2 separate regions of the Mus musculus genome follow, and region 2 is linked to region 1. A link is a loop called in an ENCODE intact Hi-C map of the cell type or tissue named here. Cell type or tissue: gastrocnemius. All regions are shown on one strand. Each heading gives the region's core, and the rest is flanking DNA. Links, peaks and the distances in the headings are about the cores only.

Region 1 (2,924 bases), core at 236-2,735:
ACAGGTGCGATGATATCTAAAGATAGTGTGTAAATCTCAAGCCTATTTCAGCGATGAGGATTCTGAGATACTGGCCTCGCCAGCAGCCTCCAGCCTGGCTTGGAAGCAACCATTCAGCAGGTGCTGTGTGTGCTCAGTGTTTCTAGGAACATGGCATGGGCAGGGGTATGGACCTTCTCCGCACAGAGGCTGTATGAATGCAAAATATGCCCCCCCTCCACCCAACAGGTTTTAGCCAAACTAAAGCCCAGCTTGATCTGGCTTGACTGTCCGTATATTAATATAGGGAGCTGGGGGCGCCAAGTAGACGTTTAATCCTGAAAGAGGCAGCTGCATCAGACTGCAATATAAAAGCATAAAGGGGAAGAGAAGATGAGAGACTTGTTTGGGTAGAAAGGATGATTTTCAAATGTTGTGAATGACAGAAGAAACCATACTGTCCACAGTAATCACTCACTGTGTCCTTCGCACAGTAGTTTTATATCTGGAGCGTGTTCTGTGGTGATGGATTATTCATGGTGGCCTTCTGAAAGGTGAGAGGTACAACAAGGAATTTTCTTTGCCCCTCATCAGCCTTGACACACTTTTTCCCACTCTCCGCCCCCAAGAAGCGAGCGCTGCAATAAAAGCTTATCTGAAGGCCCAGTGGTCTCAACACACATTTCTGAAAATAGACCATGAATTTATCCAAACACAGCAAGGCATAAAATTATGATTCCCTAAACAACCCCAGCCACAGGAAGTCAAAGTAATTAACACAACTTGGACCCAATAAAGCAGGGGAGAATCGCGACCATTGAAGTTGCCTGACCAGGAAACCTGTGGGATGATCACCCCAAACCACTTCCACATGCCCAGGGCAAGACTGGCCCTGCTGAAATCAAAGCAGGTGATTTGGAGTGATTGCAGCAAGCAAGAACGGAACGAACGCTGTGTGTTCTTGCTTTTGAAATGAGCTCTTAGCCCATAAGGATTATAACAGGGAAATGTCCTAGGGACCTGACTTACAAACACACTCTGAAGTCATGCAGTTTTTTCATTACTTTCACTTGTATCAGGAATGTATTTGGCATCTGGAAACTAGCCACAGCTGCCCCCCTGATCTTCAAGGTCAGGACTTTTATCTGATGTTTTTCCTGGGACATTGCTTAAACAGATAGACCCTGGCACGGCACAGCATAATTGTAAAAAAAATTTTTTTACTATAATCATAAGTGAAACGTCTTTTTACATGCATTCTTCTCTCCAACTCACTCAGAAAAGGCAGAATTCCACTTTAAATAATGTCTCCTTCCTAGAGTAGTGTTGTTAGCCACGATATTTTTCATTGACACTGTTACACATACAAATATACAGTGGATGAAAATGCTTTCAACAAAAGTTGCCCCTCAATAATATGAAAAGGCACCACTAAATAATATCTTGAGGATGAAGAAAATTTGAATTTACCACTTCATTTGTGGTTTGGATTAAGACCCAGTAGAGCAATTTTAAACTGCGTGATCTCCCTCTAGTGGTCAACGCGTGTTAATGGCTGACCACACAGCCCGTCTCCTTTAGTTTTATTGAAAAATCGCTGTGCTACTTAGCCAGATACTCATACTTCTTATTTTAATTTTGCTCGAGATATGTCTTAATATTTTATGCAAGGTATCTAGGTGCCTGTGAAACTACCTAGCAGAATATGGCTATCAAGTATGCTCATGTCTAAATAATGAACTTCATCTCTGGAATACATGAAGTCAATCTTAGGAATAGAATTCAATAACCCATTTTCCTTTAGGATACTTCTTCATTTAAGATGTGGGAAAGTGTTGGGAGTTTGCACATTTTGCCACCTTAGCTAAATCATTATTCATGTTTCAAAATACTCGGGATCCTCGATCATTTAGAAACCCCGTCGATTCGTGTACATGATCATCTCCCTTCACAGAGAACCGTACTTGAATTACTTCAGAGTAAAGTTAGCCCGACAGTTCCCAGACTTACGAGTTTCAGTGTAACACTAACGTCTTTTTCTCTAGATGGAGAATGAATAACGGGGACGTGGACCTGACAAACGATCGGTACAGTATGGTCGGAGGAAACCTTGTTATCAACAACCCGGACAAACAGAAAGACGCTGGGGTGTACTACTGCCTGGCATCCAACAACTACGGAATGGTCAGGAGCACGGAGGCAACTCTGAGCTTCGGGTGTAAGTAATCATAAGCTTTTTAGAGGGTGGATTTATTCGAAGTGAAGTTACATGTGTTTTAATTATTGATCCAAGTCTATGTAAATATCATGTGAGGGTGTCGACTGTGGGATGGTTAACTACCTCAGCCATTCTCTTCCATTAAAATCACTTCTCCTGGAGAGATGGTTCAGAGTTGAAACATGCCGACTACTCTTGCAGAAGCACCATGTTCAATTGCCAACATCCATGTTGAGTGGTTCACAGTTGCTTGTAACTTCATCTCCATAGAATCCAATGCCCTCTTCTGGCTTCCATGGGTAGAAAGCAAGCACACACACACACACACACACACACACCCCAAATATCACACATGTATACATTACACACATGCACACCAACATATATATCTACACACAACACACACACACACACACACACTCAGATACATACACACGAATAAGTAAAATTTAAAAATCTTGTCACTGTGAATATAGACCCTACTGCCTTATCATTGCAACCAACGCAGTGATAATGTGCGTTTTATTTTTCAAAAGTCATGGCACCTGTTCATTTACAGGTGGCAGGTTGTTGTTGTTGTTGAGACAAGTATGGCACCTGTGAAGTTTTCAGTTATAATAGTTCTACGTGACCACCAAGACATATTAGTAAACACAGCCATAAGAGTTCAGCAAAAAGGATAAAAGAAGGAAACAGACTGCTGACAACAGCGTGCTAGAGAAAAAAT
Region 2 (2,924 bases), core at 103-2,602, 260 kb before region 1:
ATGCCCTCCATGAGCCTCTCTTCTGATGGGTGGTCTCCCAGTCAGGTGATTGTCTGGGTCCTCTATGGTCACTCTTGGGCAGGGGTTTTCAACGTGCAGGTCGTGACCCCCAAAGACCATTGGAAACATGTATAATTACATTATAATTCATCACAGCAGCAAAATTGCAGTTATAAAGTAGCAACAAAAATAATTTTATGGGGGGGGGGTCACCACAACATGAGTAACTGTATCAACTGTATCAACTGGTCACAGCATCAGGAAACTTGAGGACCCCTGCAGGGAAGGGTGATGAACATGAGAAACTATGTCAGATGGTCACAGCATCAGGAAGGTTGAGAACCACTGTAAGAAAAGAGTGATGTAATGGTTTTGGAGCCTGGAATGTCAGGTACCCAGTCAGGGCAGAGGCGGAGCTCAGATTTCTTCTTTTGACAAGAAAGAAATACCTTTCTTCCAAATGAATCCCTTTCTAAAACAGGAGTTTGAGTCCACAACCGATCCAACCTATATCTGTCATCAGTGGCCTCGAAGCCTGCCAATGTCTGTCCAGCTACGTTTTCTGAGATCGCAGTGGCTCATAAAATCTATTTCTTTGTGGTCTTGTTTTAATGCCTTGTTTGCTACCAGGAAGTAAACTTAATATGTAAATTGCCTGGTATTCTTTTGCCCAAATCGTGACGATGTTTATTCATTGTACTTACAACAAATTCTAATCTCCCTTTGAGAGGCCCCAGGAACCAATACTACCTAGGTCTAGCTTCATCTTCCACTGCCTTGCCTTAGAAACCTCAATCCACTAAAGTAGAAACTATAGTGTACATCGAGTGGTCCAGGCTTAGCCATCTTACTGCCTTTACACTTCTCTCAAATACGGTCATGCTAAATCCTGTGTGACTGGCACATCTTCTTCCCTTAGATCTCAAGTGCATGTCCTCAGGAGGCCACCCTCACCTCATCCTTTGATGTCCTCTCACTGGCATGCCGCTCACACCTGCTTCCTGAATGTCAATTATAATTTACAACACTCAGAGGATCTCGTATGTATATTTCTGTCCTCACTGGGATGTGCGTCCCAAGTCTGTTTGGTGCTTTTTGTCCCATTCACTTCTTAAACGAGTGTGTAGACTAGTGGTTCAAAGGCCATATTTGTTTGTACAAGGGAGCGGTTCGAGAAAACGGACTAAGAAGTCCTAGTGATCGGGACGGTTTCCGAAGAAACAGTCCTGAGTTCTGTTCAGGAACACGAGTTTCTTCTCAATTCCACGTCTTAGACTCCGTTATCTACCATAATGGATTAATCCTGTTGTCTTCCCATCTCTTAGCTGCTAAAGAAGTAGCGAAAAGCGTTGGACATCTCAAACGCTGTAGTGGCCCCAGTCAGGTGGGAGGCGCACCCTTCTCTGGAAATTGTTTCATTGTAGTTTCTGGAGGCTTAAAAGCCTCAGGGAGATCTAAAATTAGGCTCGGAAGAGGGTCCAGTGGCAAAACGGACTGCCACCAGGTGGCAGCAAAGAGTCACCTCCTCTCGCAACACTTACATGGCTCTTAGTTTTGTCCTCATTTAAATTATCAGACTATGACCAGTTTCCCGACAGACTAAAGTATCCATCAATCCATCAGCTTATTTCCGGTTGGTGTTTATTTTTACTTATTTACTTGTTTATTTGGGGGTGGTGTGTGTGTGTGTGTGTTTGTGCGCACGCACGTTTATGTTGCATACCTTTTTATATGGGGGCTTATACATTCATTTATAAATAAGCAGAAGCCAGAGGAGGGTGCCTGGTGTTTTTTCCAGTATTACTCTTTGTCTTGTTCATTTGAGACAGGGTCTCTTCCTGAGTCTGAAGCTCACAGTTTAAGCTAGGCTGTCTGCCAATGAGCTGTCATCTGCCTGTCTCCTCCCTCTTATCCTAGGGTTTCAGGTATTTGCATCGGTGTCTATTTTGTTTTGTTTTGTTTTGTTTTGTTTTGTTTTGTTTTGTTTTGTTTTGTTTTGTTTTGTTTTTTAACATGGATGCTGGAGATTTGAACTCAGAGCTTCATGTGTGAACACCAAGTGCTGTTACTCACTGAGCTAGCTCCCAACCTCCACCGCCAGTTTACAGATTCAATGTGAAAATTCCCCTGGGTAATAAGCTGTCTAGAAAAAAGAAAAAATAATTCAAATTCACAGATTTATGTCATTAAAAAGAATAGGTTTCCTTTCCAAGAAAATACTCAATTTCAACCTAAGTGTTTTAATATAAATAGCATATGATAAAATTTATATTTGAAAGTTAATTAATTCACTTGTTACCAATGGAGGTCAAAAGTTAAAACGAAACCAACCAACCAACCAAACAAACAAACAAAAAACCAAAAGCATTCGTGGCTGTCTCGGGTGCTCCTGATGGAGATTCGGTCACATCTGTGGTGATTTTCTTAGTCTTTGAGACCATTACCTTCTGTCAGAACTCAGCACTTAGATTGCAAAAAGCCTTTAATAATCTGCCTTTTTACCTGACAGGATTTCACTTATTTTTCACAACTCATTTCAAATAAAGCATCTCCAGGATGCTTTTCTGCCCTTCACTGTCCCTTAGGCTAGGGTAAAGATTGTTTTTGTTTCTATAAGAATTTAAAAATATTATTTTTTGTGTGTGGGAAAGAGAGAGAGAGAGAGAGAGAGAGAGAGAGAGAGAGAGAGAGAGAGAGAGAGAGAGAAAGAGAGAGAGAGAGAGAGGGCATGTTTGTGACATCTGAGATAGGTGTGTATGTGTGTGAGTGTGTATTATGACATATGTGAAAGAATGAGTGTGTATATGAGTATGAGTATGTGTGATGTGTGACTGAGTGTATGAGTGTTTTGTGATATGTGAACATGTGTAACGGTATGTATGTGATGGTATGTGTGTGATATGTGAGAGTGTGTGTATGTGTGA

The links. Hi-C counts contacts between places; a loop is a spot of excess contacts. Peaks named below come from ENCODE experiments on the same cell type or tissue, not always from the same donor. Only the 100,000 strongest peaks of a DNase experiment are listed, where the experiment ranks them.
Region 2: a loop joins it to region 1, with 18 times the contacts of the local background. A loop is called at or near these places in 29 of 42 quality-filtered maps.

Annotation. Positions count from the first base shown.
Region 1 is chr15:92,230,077-92,233,000 of GRCm38, forward strand. It overlaps Cntn1 (contactin 1), which reads left to right. Exons shown (of 24, transcript NM_001159648.1): 5 at 2,025-2,197. Among named protein-coding and RNA genes, the nearest start is that of Gm36901, 31 kb to the left of the region's middle. In gastrocnemius, for the core only: a CTCF peak has its summit at 1,510 (motif pointing left); a DNase peak (open chromatin) is centred at 1,515.
Region 2 is chr15:91,968,075-91,970,998 of GRCm38, forward strand. No RefSeq gene overlaps it. Among named protein-coding and RNA genes, the nearest start is that of Cntn1, 82 kb to the right of the region's middle. In gastrocnemius, for the core only: a CTCF peak has its summit at 1,503 (motif pointing right); a DNase peak (open chromatin) is centred at 1,502.